Regions from separate parts of the Homo sapiens genome. Here region 1 is linked to region 2. A link is an interaction called in ENCODE POLR2A ChIA-PET data of the cell type or tissue named here. Cell type or tissue: Panc1. All regions are shown on one strand. Each heading gives the region's core, and the rest is flanking DNA. Links, peaks and the distances in the headings are about the cores only.

What was found. Peaks named below come from ENCODE experiments on the same cell type or tissue, not always from the same donor. Only the 100,000 strongest peaks of a DNase experiment are listed, where the experiment ranks them.
Region 1: POLR2A ChIA-PET joins it to region 2 with 13 read pairs; 2 of 35 experiments call an interaction of 5 or more read pairs at or near these places.

The regions. Positions count from the first base shown.
Region 1 is chr18:24,431,984-24,441,982 of GRCh38, forward strand. IMPACT (impact RWD domain protein) reads left to right here. Exons shown (of 11, transcript NM_018439.4): 5 at 5,972-6,057; 6 at 8,513-8,635. Among named protein-coding and RNA genes, the nearest start is that of IMPACT, 10 kb to the left of the region's middle. In Panc1, for the core only: CTCF peaks have their summits at 2,039 (motif pointing right) and 2,266; no DNase peak of the experiment used is centred there.
Region 2 is chr18:24,320,493-24,328,492 of GRCh38, forward strand. The region is part of intron 7 of OSBPL1A (oxysterol binding protein like 1A); the gene reads right to left. MIR320C2 (microRNA 320c-2) reads left to right here and starts at 1,183; the gene lies at 1,183-1,254. It overlaps LOC124904267 (a long non-coding RNA gene), which reads left to right and starts at 6,103. Exons shown (of 3, transcript XR_007066312.1): 1 at 6,103-6,243. In Panc1, for the core only: no CTCF peak of the experiment used is centred there; no DNase peak of the experiment used is centred there.

The DNA.
Region 1 (9,999 bases), core at 821-8,820, 110 kb after region 2:
GAGCTACCATGCTCTGCCTTCAGCTAATTTTTTTAAAAATTATTTTTTTGTACTGATGGAGCCTTGGTTTGTTGTCCAGGCTGGTCTCAAACTCCTGGCCTCAAGCAGTTCTCCTGCCTTGGCCTCCCAAGGTGCAGAGATACAGGTTTAAGCCACTGTGCCTGGCCATGATAATATTTTCATTTAAAAAAGATCATTCTATTTTCTGTTTGAAGTAGTGTTTGGAAGGTAGCAAGAGTAGATGTGGGACATCAGTTAGGGGGCTAATGCAGTTGTCTAGAGAGGAAATATCTATGATTTAGATTAATTTTAATGAAATAATTTAGTAAAACAAATAATGTTCTGGAATATCAGTTTTACTGTAATCCAGGATCTAGTAAGGACTGTATTATATGTTCTAGGTGGCCACTCCATTTGGTACAGTGACAGTCCCTCTTTGTGTCCCTGGGATCCAGGCCAGGTTTCTTTTCCTCCCAAAATACTTAATTAGAAAATGGTGAGTTGTTGTGGAATCCATTCTGCTTATTCCTGCCTAGAGCAAGTATGGTCTTCCTTGGGTCCCCATTTAGTGATTCCGTCATCCTTGGCGGAAGTATAAGTATTTCATTAATTAAATGTTTTCTGATATCTCTCCCTAACATTACTGGCCACTCCAACTTTTGTGCCCCCAACAAACTTCTTTCTATAATCCTCTCATATTTGCCAATTTATCTGCCCCCCCGATCCCCCAGTAGAATAAGATCAGTATACTGTGGATTTGTTCACCATTAACACCAGAATTGTTCATCTAGTGGCCATTTTTCAGCTCTTACCTAACTTTTGGTGGTATTGACCACTTCCTCCTCCTTGAAAATCTTTCCACACTGCTTCCATCATGTTAATCACATTCATCAGTTAGCGTTTTTTCTTACCCATGTACAATGTCATACACTTAGAAGTGGCTCTTCACCTGCCTATCCCCTATCCCAAAAGTCCTCCTTTTACTAAAAGATACCTTCCCACAGGACGCAACTTTCCTTTTCTCTTTAACTAGTTCACTTGAGCTATTTGAAACTTACGAAGTGTCAGAGATTACAATATAGTTTGTTCTAATGGTGGAATATGGGGTCTTGTTTATTTAATGCGCTCGAATAACCTTGGTCCAGTGGTATTATTTTCACACATGTAGTCTAAATAGAAATACACATCTTACTTTTAAAACTTTTTTTTTTTTTTTTTTTTTTTTTTGAGACGGAGTCTCGCTCTGTCGCCCAGGCCGGACTGCGGACTGCAGTGGCGCAATCTCGGCTCACTGCAAGCTCTGCCTCCCGGGTTCACGCCATTCTCCTGCCTCAGCCTCCCGAGTAGCTGGGACTACAGGCGCCCGCCACCGCGCCCGGCTAATTTTTTGTATTTTTAGTAGAGACGGGGTTTCACCTTGTTAGCCAGGATGGTCTCGATCTCCTGACCTCATGATCCACCCGCCTCGGCCTCCCAAAGTGCTGGGATTACAGGCGTGAGCCACCGCGCCCGGCCAACTTTTTTTTTTTTTAAATAGGACTTCACTGTGTTGCCCAAGCTGGCCTTGAACTCCTGTGCTCAAGCCTCAAGTGATCCTCCTGCCTCTCAGCCTCCTGAGTAGCTGGGACTACAGGCACATACACCACACCTGGCTTTATTTTTAAAACTTTTGTGTGACAGCATTTTTTTTTTTTTTTTTTTTTCTGAGACCGAGTCTTGCTCTGTTGCCCAGGCTGGAGTGCAGTGGTGCAATTTCAGCTCACTGCAACCTCCGCCTCCCAGGTTCAAGCAATTCTTGTACCTCAGCCTCCTGAGTAGCTGGGATTACAGGTGTGCACCACTACGCCTGGCTAATTTTTGTATTTTTAGTAGAGACGGGGTTTCAGCATTTTGGCCAGGCTGGTCTTGAACTTCTGACCTCAAGTGATCCGCCTGCCTCGGCCTCCCAAAGTGCTGGGATTACAGGCGTGAGCCACCACGCCTGGCCTTTTGTGACAACTTTTAATCATATTTTCCATATAATTCCAGCAGAGGGCAGCAAGGGGGAAATACAGGTTTTTAAAAATTAAACATGGGCCAGGTGTGGTAGCTTTTGTCTGTAATCCCAGCATTTTGGGAAGCCTATGTGGGAGGATTGCTTGAAGCTAGAAGTTTGAGACCAGCCTGGGCAACATAGTGAGACCTTCCCCATCTCTATAGAAATTAAAAACATAAAAATTAACTGGGTGTGATGGGGCGTGCCTGTAATCCCAGCTACTTGGAAGACTGAGGTGGAAGGATCACTGGAGTCCAGGAGGTCGAGGTTCAGTCACTTCACTCCAGTCTGGGTGATAGAGTGAGACTCTGTCTCAAAAATAAATATATAAAAAGTAAGCCTGTGAAGAAGGGAAGGGGCTCTTTAGAAGAGCAGTCAGTAACTCAGGAGGGATATAGTGGAGGCCTTTATTAAGGCAAAAAGAATATGAATGGAGAAGAAGGTCAGTTAAAGAAATACTTAAAAATATATTGGCCAGGCGCAGTGGCTCATGCCTGTAATCCCAGCACTTTGGGAGGCTGAGGCAGGCGGATCACCTGAGGTCAGGAGTTCGAAACCAGCCTGACCAATATGGAGAAACCCCATCTCTACAAAATTAGCTGAATGTGGTGGTGCATACCTGTAATCCCAGCTACTTGGGAGGCTGAGGCAGGAGAATCGCCTGAACCCGGGAGGCAGAGGTTGCGGTGAGCTGAGATCGTGCCATTGCACTCCAGCCTGGGCAACAAGAGCAAAACTCTGTCTCAAAAAAAAAAAAAATATATATATATATATATATGTGTGTGTGTGTGTATATATATGTGTATTATATAAGTGTATATATATGTGTGTATATATATGTGTATATATATGTGTATATATATGTGTATATATATGTGTATATATATGTGTGTGTATATATATATATAAAAGCTAGGATTTGGTGATTAATTAGATGTATATTTAGTTGTTGTACCTACTTTTTTTTTTTTCTGAGGTGGGGTCTATCTCTGTTACCCAGGCTGGAGTGCAGTGGCATGATCATGGTTCACTGTAGCCTTGACCTCCTGGGCCCAAGTGATCCTCCCACCTTAGCCTCCTGAGTATCTGGGTTTATAGGTGTGCCACCACTGGCTAATTTTTGTATTTTTTTGTAAAGAAGGGGTCTTGCTACGTTGCCCAGACTTGTCTGAAATTCCTGGCCTCAAGTGATCTATCTGTCTCTGCATATCAAAATGTTGAAATTACAGGCATATGCTACTGTGCCCAGTCCTTAATTTTTATTTAAATATTTTGCATGTGAATATTTTGAATAAATGAAAATAACTTTTGATAAAACAAAAAGTAAATACACTTAAAATACTTAGAATATGATACTGTTTAAGAGAAAATGAAAAGGATTACAAGTTTTTTATAGTATTTGACTTTGTGATGCTCTATTATAGCAATATTTAATTTAGAAATCTGAGAAAATAATTTTTGAAATTTTCTACATCTCTTCACATTTCGATGTATCATGGCATGTTAGGTTTTAATGTTGGTGAGTGAGGCTTCTTGAATCAAAAATTACACTGGATAAAGTCAAACAGACAAGGAAGACTGTATTCAAGGCCGCTGCAATAGGGGAAGGAGGCCAGAACTAAGTGTGAACTCAACTCCTCTGAAACAAAAGGCAGAAGGGTTTTTAAGGGCCAGGATGAGCTAGTGGAAAAATACTGAAAGATATTATGTGGGGCAGTTAATCGGGTGTGTTGGGCATATTGAGTTATTGTTGAGTTTGCAAATATTTCTCTTTGTGAGTAGGCCATCTGTGTTTACTAATAGGTACCCGTTGAAGTTAGCCTCCTATTCTCCCACAGAGACTGGAAGATAAGGGCAGTGTCTTCTTTGATGCTGTGTTTCAAAGGGATGGTTTCCAGGTCCTTGAGAAAGACATTTCCTGGGTTGTAAAACCAATTAAAGTTTTCTGTAAAAAGATTTACATATATCTCAAAGAGATGGAGAAGGAATTTACAATGACAAGTTTTCTGAAGAAAATGCTCTAAGAAAAGGGAGGTAAGGGCCTAGAGTCAGGAATGGGCCCATATAAAGTTTAGTCGAGCTGAGGTTAAGGCTGTTTCAGTCAGGCTTTTGGAGTCAGTTTTTTAAATAGTGTCATCTCTTTGTGTCTGTTTTCTCATCTGTAAAAAGGGGATAATATTGTAAGCATTAAACTAGCAGCTATCATTTTTTTGTTCTTTAAAAATTTTATTTTTTTATTTTTTTGAGATGAAGTCTTGCTGTGTCGCCCAGGCTGGAGTGCAGTGGTGCAATCATAGCTCACTTCAGCCTCCAAACTTCCAGGTTCAAGTGATCCTCCCACCTCAGCCTCCTAAGTAGCTGAGATTACAGGCACACACCACTGTGCCTGGCTAAGTTTTTTAATTTCTTACAGAAACGGAGTCTCGCTTTGTTGCTCAGGCTGGTCTCAAACTCTTGGTTTTAAGCTATCCTCCTACGGTGCTGAGATTACAGGTGTGAGCTGCCACATCTGGCCTGTTTTTTTTTGTTTTGTTTTTGTTTTTGTTTTGAGAAGGGGTCTTTTTCTGTTGCCCAGGCTGGAGTGCAGTGGCACGATCTCCACTCACTGCAACCTCCACCTCCCAGGTTCAAGCAATCCTCCCACCTCAGCTTCCTGAGTAGCTGGTATTACAGGCACGCACCACCACATCTGGCTAATTTTTGTATTTTTTTTGTAGAGATGGGGTTTTGCCAAGTTGCCCAGGCTGGTCTCGAACTCTTGAGCTCAAGTGATCTGCCCACCCCGGCCCACCAAAGTGTTTTGATTACACCACGCCCGGCTCTGGGATGTTCTTATTTCAAAAATCTTCTCATCCAGCTTATAATATTGAAAATTAGGTGACAGAAACTCAGATCAAGTGATTAGTTTAACTTCACACAGCTTAGTGCATTTTAGTGAATAGCTTTACTGTTATATCAACCAATACAAGTATTTAGTTTTAGTACTAGGAATTGTGGGTGTGATGGGGAGGATTTGAGGGTATAGAATTATTTAAAAACAATGTTGTTTTCTTCTGTCTCTTGTTTCGAAAGTTTTGGTGGGTGCTGATGAGTAGTGATAAAGAGAGATAATGGTTTCAAGGGAAACTTTTAGAGGAAGGAGGTGAGGTGTTGCTATATAGTAGTGTGGTGATATCTTTAAACACATACCATACTTACTACAATTAGTGTCTTTTTCTAAAGAGCAGACACTTGGGCCTTTATTTTATTGCTGCTACCATCATTTAACATAACTATGGACATGACTTTAAAACCTGTGACACATTCTTTTTCTCAGTGATCCTTTGAGATGGATTTAGTTACCTGAGGCAACCAAACATCATTTGGAACCAAAATGAATCAATTTAGGCAATAGAATGTTTTGTCAGAAACAAGATATGAATATAAAATTGTTGAATTGTCTTTTAGGTCTTGTAAATTGACTCCCTGAAGGAGTTTCCCATATGCTTTACATTCTTTCTTGTTGAGATAAGTATACTAAATGATAAGTGTACCAAATAAGGGGTTTGAAATTCTTAAAAAACTTTAAAAAAGCAAGCAGTGATCAGACATCGATACTGAAAGATTGTATCCACTTACAGAAACTAAGTCACATTTATATTTCTTTAATCCATCTAGTTTGGAAATGTTTATTCCCCTCTTTGGTTACAGCTCTTCTGCTTATTTTAAAGTAAGCCATGTTAATTTTGGAGTCAACTGGAATTTTTAACGTTGCTATAACCTGTATTAACTACTCAGACACAAATGTTGATAAACCCCAGGTTTTTATAAATTATTTTAAAAAAGAAATGGTTAGATTGTTTATAATGTCTTGGATTGCAAATGTCTGTATCTTCTTGAATTTGAGAAGATGATTTTTGAAATAACAATTTTTTTTTTCCCCTGAATTTTGTTTAGTCAGAATATCGGTGAAAGTATTCTTTACCTGTGGGTGGAGAAAATAAGAGATGTTCTTATACAAAAATCTCAGATGACAGAACCAGGTAGGATTGAAAAATACTATCAATACTCTTTTAACTTATAATAACTACATTTTTATGTAGATACTCTAGTTGAAATTTAATGTGAAAATCTGTATTCTGGTTTATGGTTTGTATATTATAAAATACAAGTTTCTCTGAAAAGTTTAATTGCTCATGTAATTATAGTTATTTATTTCTATAAGGTTTAGCCTCTTTGATTTTGTATTACAGTATTCCTCCTCATCTGAGATTTGGCTTTCCATGGTTTCAGTTACCTGTGGTCACCTGTTGTCTGAAAATATTAAATGGAAATTTCCAGAAATAATTCATAAGTTTTAAATTGTGTGCCATTCTGAAAATGTTATGAAACCTTGGGCTGTCCCATTCTGTCTAGGGTCTTGTCTAGGATTCTACATTGCTTTCCATTGTTGTTTCTCTTTACTCTCCTTTAGTCTGTAAACAGTTGTTCAGTGTTTCCTTGACTTATAACCTTGACACTTATGAAGACTACTGATAGTTATTTTGTAGAATGCCCCTCAATTTGGGTTTGTCCATTGTTTTCTCATGATTGGAGTGAGATTAGTAGCTGGGAGTGGTGGTGTACTCCCAGCTACTTTTAAAATTTTTTCTACAGACGAGGTCTCCCTATGTTGCCCAGGCTGATCTCAAACTCCTAAGCTCAAGTGATCCTCCTGCCTTGATCTCCCAAAGTGCTTGGATTACAGGTGTGAGTCACTGTGCCTATTGTATCATATGCCTTATTATTGGTGATATTTACCTTGATGTCTCGGTTACGGTGGTGTTCGCCAAATGTCTCCACTGTAAATGCTGTAGTCAGGGTTCTCCAGAGAAACAGAACCAATTGAATATATGTGTGTATATACATGTGTGTATGTACCCACACACAAAGAGAGAGAAATATATTTTAAGAAATTGGCTTATACAGTTGTGGAAGGTGGCAAGTCCAAAATTTGCAGGATAGGCTGGCAGGCTGGGGACCCAGGGAAGAATGAATGTTGCGGTTTGAAAACAAAGATGGTCTGCTGGAAAAATGTCCTCTTCTGGGGAGGTCAGTCTTTTAATGTTAAGGCCATCAGCTGATTGGATGAGGCCCATATGGAAGACAGTCTGCTTTACTCAAATTCAACTGACTTAATTGTTAATCTCATCCAAAAAATACCTTCAGAGAAAAATCTAAAATAGTGTTTAACCAAATATATGGGTATTGAGGCTGGGCACAGTGGCTTGCACCTATAATCCCAGCACTTTGGGAGGCCGAGGTGGGTGGATCACCTAAGGTCAGGAGTTCAGGACCAGCCTGGCCAACATGGTGAAACCCCGTCTCTACTAAAAATACAAGAATTACCCAGCACGTTGGGAGGCCGAGGCGGGCGGATCACGAGGTCAGGAGATCGAAACCATTCTGGCTAACACGATGAAACCCCGTCTGTACTAAAAATACAAAAAATTAGCCGGGCGCGGTGGCGGGTGCCTGTAGTCCCAGCTACTCGGGAGGCTGAGGCAGGAGAATGGCGTGAACCCGGGAGGCGGAGCCTGCAGTGAGCCGAGATCGCGCCACTGCACTCCAGCCTGGGCGACAGAGCGAGACTCCGGCTCAAAAAAAAAAAAAAAAAAAAAAAGAATTAGCCAGGCGTGGTGGTACGCACCTGTAATTGCAGCTACTTGGGAGGCTGAGGCAGGAGAATCACTTGAACCTGGGAGGCGGAGGTTGCAGCGAGCTGAGATGGTGCCACTGCACTCCAGCTTGGGTGACGGAATGAGACTCTGTGTCAAACAAAAGTAAACAAATATATGGGTACTGTGGCCTAGACAAGTTGACATGTAAGATTAACCATTGCAGTCACTGTCTTTCTCTTTGTAGCTTGAGGGAGATACTTTGAAGCTATGCTAATATCCTGTTTCTCCTTAAACTTTCTGCCACTAATTTTAGTATCTATCCATGGAACTTGTCAACAATATTTATTACTGTGGTGTTTGCCTGATGATGATTTTCTATTTTCTTCATTCCTTCCTCATTTAGTAATTGGAATTCTATTATGAGGAAGGGATGTCTCTTCCCATTTATGTATTTATTTATCTGTTTATTATTTATATCAGTATGGACTCATGTATATTATTTCAGTCCATGGGTTAAAATGCCATCCTATCATATTTTTTTGTTGCTCAAATTGTTCTAGCTTTGACCTTTAAGAGCCCCTTCAGGTTAACTCCTGTGTTCTTTTTATAAGCCCCATCTCTTTTTGAGCATTTCCCAGTTTGTGGATCCACATGAGGTTCCAGGTTCATCTTGTAGTTTCCTTGCTCCAACTCAGGAATCAACCAGTTCTCCTACGGGCTGAGTGCTGGTTCCTTTCGTTGAAGAGTGGTATTTAGAACCCAAGACCCAGTGATTTTTTTTTAAAAAGCATCGTTTCTTACCTGCGTCATAAAGTAATTGTGTCTCATATTCACATAGGCCCAGATGTAAAGAAGAAAACTGAAGAGGAAGATGTTGAATGTGAAGATGATCTCATTTTAGCATGTCAGCCGGAAAGTTCGCTTAAAGCATTGGATTTTGATATCAGTGAAACTCGGACAGGTATAATGTTACTAACTAATTTCTTTTGAGGAGAGTGGGTTGGTAGTATTATGTATTGTTCTTTGAGATGATAGAGAAATTTACTAATTTTCTCCAGTTTTAGGAAGGAGTTATTAATTTGCAGATAAGATTAATTTTTTCCTGCCTGTTGGCAATTTTGGTGTTTGCCAAGTCTTATCAGAATGGCAAGGAAAAAATGGAAATTTACTCTTTTCCCCCTACTTTCTAGAGTTTTGATTTAGTGATGGAAGAAATTGAAACTAAGAAAGGCTATTAACGTTTTTAGTTAACATCATGTTTTTATATTTCTGTATTGAAATCCTTAGCTGTTTCCTGATGTTTCAGGATTAAATTTTAGTCTGTGCTCACAAATACAAATATATTAACTGAAAGTGCAGCCCTGGAAATTAAAGCTAGTAAAATGCCTTTAAGAGGTTTTTTTTGAGAGACAAGGTCTCGCTGTGTTGCCCAAGTTGACCTTGAACTCCTGGGCTCAAGTGATCCTTCTACCTCAGCCTCCGAGTAGCTGGGACTACAAGCATGCACCATTGTGCCCAGCTTGAGTTCAGTTTTTGTTTGTTTGTTTGTTTTTTTGAGATAGAGTCTTGCTCTGTTGCCCGGGCTGGAGTGCAGTGGCACGATCTCAGTTCAATGCAACCTTGCCTCCCAAGTTCAGTGATTCTCCTGCCTCAGCCTCCTACGTATCTGGGATTACTGGCACATGCCACCATGCCTGTCTAATTTTTGTATTTTTAGTAGAGATTGGGTTTCGCCATGTTGGCCAGGCTGACCTCAAATGACCTACCCACCTCATCCTCCCAGAGTGCTGGGATTATTATAGGCGTGAGCCACCACGCCCGGCCTAGTTTTCGTTTAAACAAATTTGTTTCGTAATCGAGTAGTATTCAACATAAAAATAGGTTGCTGTGATATTATGTTTCATTTTAATATTTTAAAATTTTGAATGTTATTGTTAGTTTCCCTAAGCCTCTTAGGAAAACATGGTAGACCAGGGGGAATATTCATTCTGTTTGAAGGTGAGGGGTTTCCTGTGTCATTACACAGTAGCTTTTAAAAGGTGCTCTGAGTTTTAAGGCTTTTGAATGGTGTCCAGGACTAGTAGAAGGGAACAAAGAGGAAATGAAAGAGTGGGGAGCATCCAGGGCTCTCATTTATGCTCTAGCCTAAGTAGCTCCCATTTTAATCATTTATTTGTGTGTGGATTTGACATATGATATCTTTTGAAAACAGGATCTACCATGAAAAGAAAAAGGATAAAAATCATACTCATAAATAAATACTATCAATTGGTCAGTAGTTCATATTGACCCTAATACTGTATTTGACTTATTACTATGTTAGTA
Region 2 (8,000 bases), core at 1-8,000:
ACATTCTAGCAGAGGAACAGCTGATGCAAAGGCTCTGAGGTAGGAACAATTCAGCAGGCAAGAGATAAAGTCAGAGAGGCACGCAGAGGCCACATCACACAAGGGGTTTGTAGGCCAGACTTTTGTAAGCCAGCATAAGGAGTTTGAGTTTTATTCTAAATAGGATGAAAAGCCACTGAAGGGTTTTAAGTAAGAGTAACATGATCTGACTCATGTTTAAAACTCTGTCAAAGTGTTAAAAAATTATAATATAGGCCGGGTGCAGTGACGCATGCCTGTAATCCCAGCACTTTGGGAGGCCGAGGTGGGCAGATCACCTTAGGTCAGGAGTTCGAGACCAGCCTGGCCAACATGGTGAAACCCCCATCTCTACTAAAAATACAAAAATTAGCTGGGTGTGGTGGCAGGCACCTGTAATCCCAGCTACTCTGGAGACTGAGGCAGGAGAATCACTTGAACCTGAGAGGCGGAGTTGCAGTGAGCTGAGATCGCGCCATTGCACTCCAGCCTGGGGAACAAGAGCAAGACTTCGTCTCAAAAAAAAAAAAAAAAAGAAAAGAAAAGAATAATAATAATAACTGGGAAAACACAAACTTTGGCAGTTCCATGATTTTGATAAATTACTAGAATATTATTAATAGGATAATGCTATTGTGCTTATGTTTTTTAATAGCCCCATTGAGATACAAATTAACATACAATTTACTCACTTAAACTGCACAAATTCAATGGTTTTTATAGGTGCACAGAGTTGTGCAACTATCACATGCTTGTGGTTTTTGTTAAAGGGTGTCCTTATTTTTTACTAATATACTGGACTACAGATGTTCCCCAACTTACAACAGTTCAACTTAATGGTTTTTCAACTATCACAGCTCACCACAGCCTCGACCTCTTGGGCTCAAGTGATCCTCTCACCTCAGCCTCCCTGGTAGCTGGAACTGCAGTCATGTGTCATCACACCTGGCTAATTTTTGTATTTTTTTGTAGGAATGGGGTTTCACCAGGTTAGTCTCAAATTCCTAGGCTCAAGCGATCTGCCAGCCTCAGCATCCCAGAGTGCTGGGATTACAGGTGTGAGCTACTGTACCTGGCCTTAAGTGTATTTTCAATTTACAATGGTTCTATGAGGACGTGGCCCCACAGTAAGTTGAGGAGCACTGGGTATGTATGAATAAAATGGCATGACAGGCCTTCTCTTTCCAGTTCTTCCCAGAATTGGGAAAAGCTGGGTTGAGAGGGTAAGAAAAGAAAAACAAATAAATTTTTTAAAAAGAAAAAGAGATGGCATGATATCTGGAATTGTTTCACAAGAATTCAGGGAGTAGGAAGAGATACAGAGTGGCCATTATTGCTAAGTTCTGGAGGAGGGTGATGGGTACATCAATTAATTATGCTATTTGATTTCTGAAGCTTTGATAATTTCCATGATTTTTTTTAAAAAGGTCACTCTGGCTGTTGTGTGCAATATGGCTTGTAAACGTGGGCAAAAGAAATGCAGGGAGGCTAATTACAAAGAGATGGCAATAGTGCAGGTAAAGGATACTGGTGGTTTGGACTAGAAAGTCAGTAGTAAAATGGAGATCATTTTTAACATAGAGAGAAATATGTGACTTTTTTTTTTTTTTTTTTTTTGAGACAGAGTTTCCCTCTGTTGCCCAGGCTGGAGTGCAGTGGCACCATCTCAGCTCACTGCAAGCTCTGCCTCCCGGGTTCATGCTATTCTCCTGCCTCAGCCTCCTGAGTAGCTGGGACTACAGGCGCCCACCATCACGCCCGGCTAATTTTTTGTATTTGTTTTTTTTTTTTTAGTAGAGATGGGGTTTCACTGTGTTAGCCAGGATGGTCTCGATCTCCTGACCTCGTGATCTGCCCGCCTGGGCCTCCCAAAGTGTTGGGATTACAGGTGTGAGCCACCGTGCCCGGCCTTGTATGTGGCTTTAAGATTTATTTTGGAGGAAGATTTATAGAGCTGCTGATGGGGAACCTGGGGCTGGTGATACATTACTTCTTTAGTGGGGAAAAAACTTTTTAAAACATTAACCAAAAAATTAATACTCAGTTTAGTTTTTCTGCCTAGCACATAGGAAAATGCCTTATAGAGGTCTGCCAATTCTGTGTTATTTTCATTCTACCTACAGGGCACTTTGGAGAAATTATTTCTTTAGGCAGAGAGAAAGACAACACTATGATTTCTTTCATAGAATTCTGCCCTAATACCAAAAATAAATTCTGAACTCCTGCCAACTAGATGAAATTCCAGAAGAGAGACCTCATTTCTGGATTTGATGTCTAAAATGCCTGGCACACAGTAAGAATTCAATAAAATGCTTTTGAACTAAATGAAATAGCCTCCTAGATGGAATCTAGATGGGTTCCACCACCAGTTAAAAAATACACTATCTCTCTTACCAACCACAACAAAATAAAGTGAAAAACAGGAATGATGTAATATTTAAAAGTTTGCATGACACAGATTTGTCCCTTAATGGGAAAATTTAATAAAGATGCCAATTCTCCTTAAATTAATTTACATAGAATGTAATTTCAATTAAATCCCAATGAAGAGCCTCAGAAAATTATTTTAAATGCCTTCTGGAAGAATAAACAGATAAGGATGTCAAAGAAAATCCTTAAAAATGGTAAGGGGAAATCTCACATATTAAAACATTATAACCATTAAAAGTGCAATACTATCTTAAAAACTTTTTTTTAATGCGATACTGTCGAAAGAAGAGACAGATGAGTGAATAAAAAACAATAAAAAATACAAAAAGAGACTGGGCACCATGGCTCATGCCTGTAATCCCAGCACTTTGGGAGGCTGAGGTGGGTGGATCGCTTGATGCCAGCAGTTCGAGACCAGCCCAGCCAACATGATGAAATCCCATTTCTACTAAAAATACAAAAATTAGCAGAGACGGGGTTTCACCATCTTGGCCAGGCTGGTCTTGAACTCCTGACCTCGTGATCCACCCACCTCAGCCTCCCAAAGTGCTGGGAATACAGGCGTGAGCCACCACACCCAGCCAGGGTGAGGCTTTTTCTTTTTTTTTTTTTTTTTTTTTTATTATACTCTAAGTTTTAGGGTACATGTGCACATTGTGCAGGTTAGTTACATATGTATACATGTGCCATGCTGGTGCGCTGCACCCACTAATGTGTCATCTAGCATTAGGTATATCTCCCAATGCTATCCCTCCCCCCTCCCCCGACCCCACCACAGTCCCCAGAGTGTGATATTCCCCTTCCTGTGTCCATGTGATCTCATTGTTCAATTCCCACCTATGAGTGAGAATATGCGGTGTTTGGTTTTTTGTTCTTGCGATAGTTTACTGAGAATGATGGTTTCCAATTTCATCCATGTCCCTACAAAGGATATGAACTCATCATTTTTTATGGCTGCATAGTATTCCATGGTGTATATGTGCCACATTTTCTTAATCCAGTCTATCATTGTTGGGCATTTGGGTTGGTTCCAAGTCTTTGCTATTGTGAATAGTGCCGCAATAAACATACGTGTGCATGTGTCTTTATAGCAGCATGATTTATACTCATTTGGGTAAAAAAAAAAAAAAAAATTAGCCAGGAGTGGTGGTGAGCACTTGTAATCCCAGCTACTCAGGAGGCTGAGGCAGAGAACTGCTTGAACCCGGGAGGCGGAGGTTGCAGTGAGCTGAGATCACGCCATTGCACTCCAGCCTGGGTGACAGAGTGAGACTCCGTCTCAAAAAAAAAAAAGCTTCACCCTGCCTTTTGAATCCCAGAGAACCTGTTCTGGGCCAACAATGCACCACCAGGCTTTCCCAAGTGCACCAAACATAGTTTTGAATAGTTTTCCTTGGGCAAAGCTCCTCTTTCCTTTTGAACTTCAGCCAGAGGGCCCTCACAGGCAGAAGACTAAATTTCAGATGCTTCTGTCTTGCCCTCTCCCTCCCTCTCAATAAATTTTCTGAAAAAGTTAAAAAAAAAAAAAAAAAAAAAAAAAAAATTATATCAAATAGATAAACTACATGCATACACATAAAACAATTCCCTCACCCATAGATAACTCACGTGTATACATTGGTGCGTATTTCCAGACTCCCAATAAAAACATGAATATGAATATAAAAAAAAAAAAAAAAAAAAAAAAAAAAAAATTAGCCAGGTGCGGTGGCGCATGCCTGTAGTCCCAGCTACTCAGGAGGCTGAGGTGGGAGCATTGCTTGAATCTTAGAGGTAGAGGTTGCAGTGAGCCGAGATCACACCACTGCACTCCATCCTGGGCGACAGAGCGAGACTCTGTCTATTAAAAAAAAAAAAAAAAAAGAGGCCAGGTGCAGTGGCTCATGCCTGTTATCCCAGCACTTTCAGAGGCCGAGGCAGGCAGATCAAGAGATCAAGAGATCGAGACCATCCTGGCCAACATGGTGAAACCCTGTCTCTACTAAAAATACAAAAATTAGCTGGGCATGGTAGCGCGCACCTGTAATCCCAGCCACGCGGGAGGCTGAGGCAGGAGAATCGCTTGAAGCCAGGAGGTGGACGTTGCAATGAGCCGAGATTGCGCCACTGCACTCCAGCCTGGGTGACAGAGCGAGACTCAGTATCGAAACAAAAAAAAGAAAGAAAGAAAGAAAAGGAATTCTTAGAATGTATAAGAAAGGCATGACAAAATAATGGAAAAGGAAAGATTACTTGATAAAGGGTATAAACGTAAGGGATGGACAAGTTGAGACTCCCACATCCTAACACACACTCTCACATTCACTTTGCTGCTCAAAGCCCTCCAACCACACTCACATACCACCAAGCTCCTGCTCACAGCCAACCAGGCCCTGCAGGCCTGGGCCTCTGGCAGCTCTGATGCTATCCACTCTTCTCCAGCTCGCCCTGCTCTGGGCACACTGGCAGTTTTCCTTTTCCTCAATGTGCCACGTGTTCTTCTACTCCAGAGCTTTTACACTGGCTTTCCATTTTCCTTGAATGCTCTTCTGCCAGACTTCCTCAGGGTTCACTCCTGTACTCAACTCAGCTGTTTGCTCAAAGTTGCTTAGAGAGCCCTTCCTTTGCATCCCTTCTAAGATACCCCCCATCCTACCATCACTCTCTAGTCCCTTCATCCTATTTTATTTTCCTGCACCTCATGGCCTGACAGCACATATGCATTTATTTGTTGTCTACCTCCTCCCACCAGAATATGAGCTCAAGAGCACGGGGACTGTTGGGCTGTGTTCACTGCTGGGCCTCCAGCACCTAGGACGGTTCTTGGCACACAGTGGAGGCGCAGCATTGCTGAATGAATGAATGTGATTAAACTGGGAGGAAACAAAATTAAACATTTATCAAATCTCTACCTAAGCTAAGAAGTCTTAGAAGAAATCAAAGAGATGGATTAACCAATTTGATTAAAAATTTTAAATATCCTTGCTTTTATTTTTTAATTTTAATTTTATTTTTTTTCAGACATGGAGTCTTGCTGTGTTGCCCAGCCTACAAACTCCTGGGCTCAAGCAATCCTCCTGCATTGGCCTCCCAAAGTGCTAGGATTACAGGCGTGAGCCACCATAGCTAGCCCCTTATTTTTTAGAAAAGAAAAAAAGAAAAAAAGACTAGGACATTTTCACTCTAGAAAAAAAAACATACAGAATTGTTCTTATCACTAGACTTTTGAGTGAAAAAATTATGTTATATCCACATGAAGTACTTTCCATAAGGTGAGCCATGATGACTGTGCTTCTGGGGACAATGTGGAAAAGCTGTTGATGCTTCATAAAAGTGGAATTTTATCAGGCCAACTCTATTTACAACCTGTCAACTAAAATGAAGAGACACTTTCTGAGGTGTCTGCCAGTCCTCATCCATTCACCCCTCTCTGTCCCTATCCACATTGCCAGGAGGAGGCCTTGGCAGTCACCTCTGTACCATATGTCCTGCCCCTAAAGTCCCAAGTGACCACACTAGGCACAGACGCCTGACACAAGCAGGTACTAACACATTATCTCCCACTGAAATGTAACATTGAGGTTGAGAGATTGTGGTCTCCTGAGTGGAGTCACGGGGCAGCCATCTTCCATTATGTATCCTGGAAAACAAAACAGCTGGTCTGCTAGAAGACATGATCAGACCACGCAGTGAGAGACAGACACACAAGGCAGCCATCTGGGTTCCTAACAGTTCTCTGGTTCCCAGTTCCATCCCATCTGATGCCTAATGCCATTTCCCACTTTGGAATATCATGAGATGACTGTGTATTCGTCTGTGAGTAATGTATAACTTTTCTTTTGCTTATATTCTTGAGGTAGTATCATTACTTAAAACTTTTTAAAAAATATATGTTACTATGAAACATTAACAACTAAAACTAAAACATTAACAACTAAAAACTAAATCTTTGGACGTTTGGGTTAGAGGTGATTATATACTTTTCTAGTGCTTTTGTTTTCCTCATTGCAACTATAACAAGCATTAGTTCTACAATTTTTAAAAAATGTTCTAAAATAGGCCTGAAAATAGATTAGAAGGATGCCAAAGTAACTGTGGCTATGCTTGGGTAATTTGCGGGTTTTTTCTTTTTTCCTATTTTTGAAGAATTTCTATAATGTAAATGTTGCTCTTATGGTTTTTTTCTTTTTTCTTTTTTTTTTTTTTGAAACGGAGTCTTGCTCTGTCACCCATGCTGTAGTTCAGTGGCCCAATCTTGGCTCACTTCAACCTCTACCTCCCAGGTTCAAGCGATTCTCCTGCCACAGCCTCCTAAGTAACTGGGATTACAGGCGTGCTCCACCATGCCCGGCTAATTTTGTATTTTTAGTAAAGACAAGGTTTTACCATGTTGGCCTTGAACTCCTGACCTCAAGTGATCCACCCGCCATGGCCTGCCAAAGTGCTGGGATTACAGGAGTGAGCCACCGCACCCAGCCTTTGATTGATTGATTGATTTTTTACTTTTTAAGATGGCGTCTCATTCTGTCACCCAGGCTGGAGTGCAGTAGCATGATCTCAGCTCACTGCAACCTCCGTCTCCTGGGTTCAAGTGATTCTCCTGCCTCAGCCTCCCAAGTAGCTGGAAGTACAGGCACCTGCCACCACACCCGGCTAATTTTTATATTTTAGTAGAGACAGGATTTCATCATGTTGGTCAGGCTGGTCTCAAACACCTGACCTCAAATTATCCGCCTGCCTCAGCCTCCCAAAGTACTGGGATTACAGGCTTGAGCCACCACTCCTGGCCTGATTTTTTTAAATTATTCTCTTTCAGAAGATGCCATTCTGACTTTTGTCAAAAACAAATTAATAGCTTTAACAGGAATGTTCAACTTTGGTTACTAGTATAAACTATAGAGTAAATATATATTTGAATACCAATAGTAACTTTTCAATATTTACAAGGGAAGTTTTTTTTTTTCCATTTAGACTGGTATTTGTATGGAACTATATTAATTCTTATTTCATTTGGACACTTCTGAATCTACATTTTTGAAGGAAAAATCATTATAAAATACCACACAGAAAAACTGCTCAAGTCTTTGGCAAACTGGTAAAGACACTAGAAATCACACTTTTTTTTTTTTTTTTTTTTTTTGAGATGGAGTCTCACTCTGTCACCCAGGCTGGAGTGTAGTGGCGCAATCTTGGCTCACTGCAACCTTCACCTCCTGGCTTCAAGCAGTTCTTCTGCCTCAGCCTCCCAAGTAGCTGGGACTACCAGGTACGTGCCACCACGCCCGGCTAATTTTTTGTATTTTTTTTTTTTTTTTTTTTTTTTTTTTTAGTAGAGACAGGGTTTGTTAGCCAGGATGGTCTCAATCTCCTGACCTCATGATCCGCCCGCCTCAGCCTCCCAAAGTGCTGGGATTACAGGTGTGAGTCACTGCACCTGGCCAAAATCTCACTTTGACATCAATATTTGCTTTTGTAACTCTTAGTTTATCCTTTTCCATTGACTGTCTTCACACCTCTGTCGAAAATTAAATCACCATACTTACATGGGTTGATTTCTGAATTCTCTCCTCCTC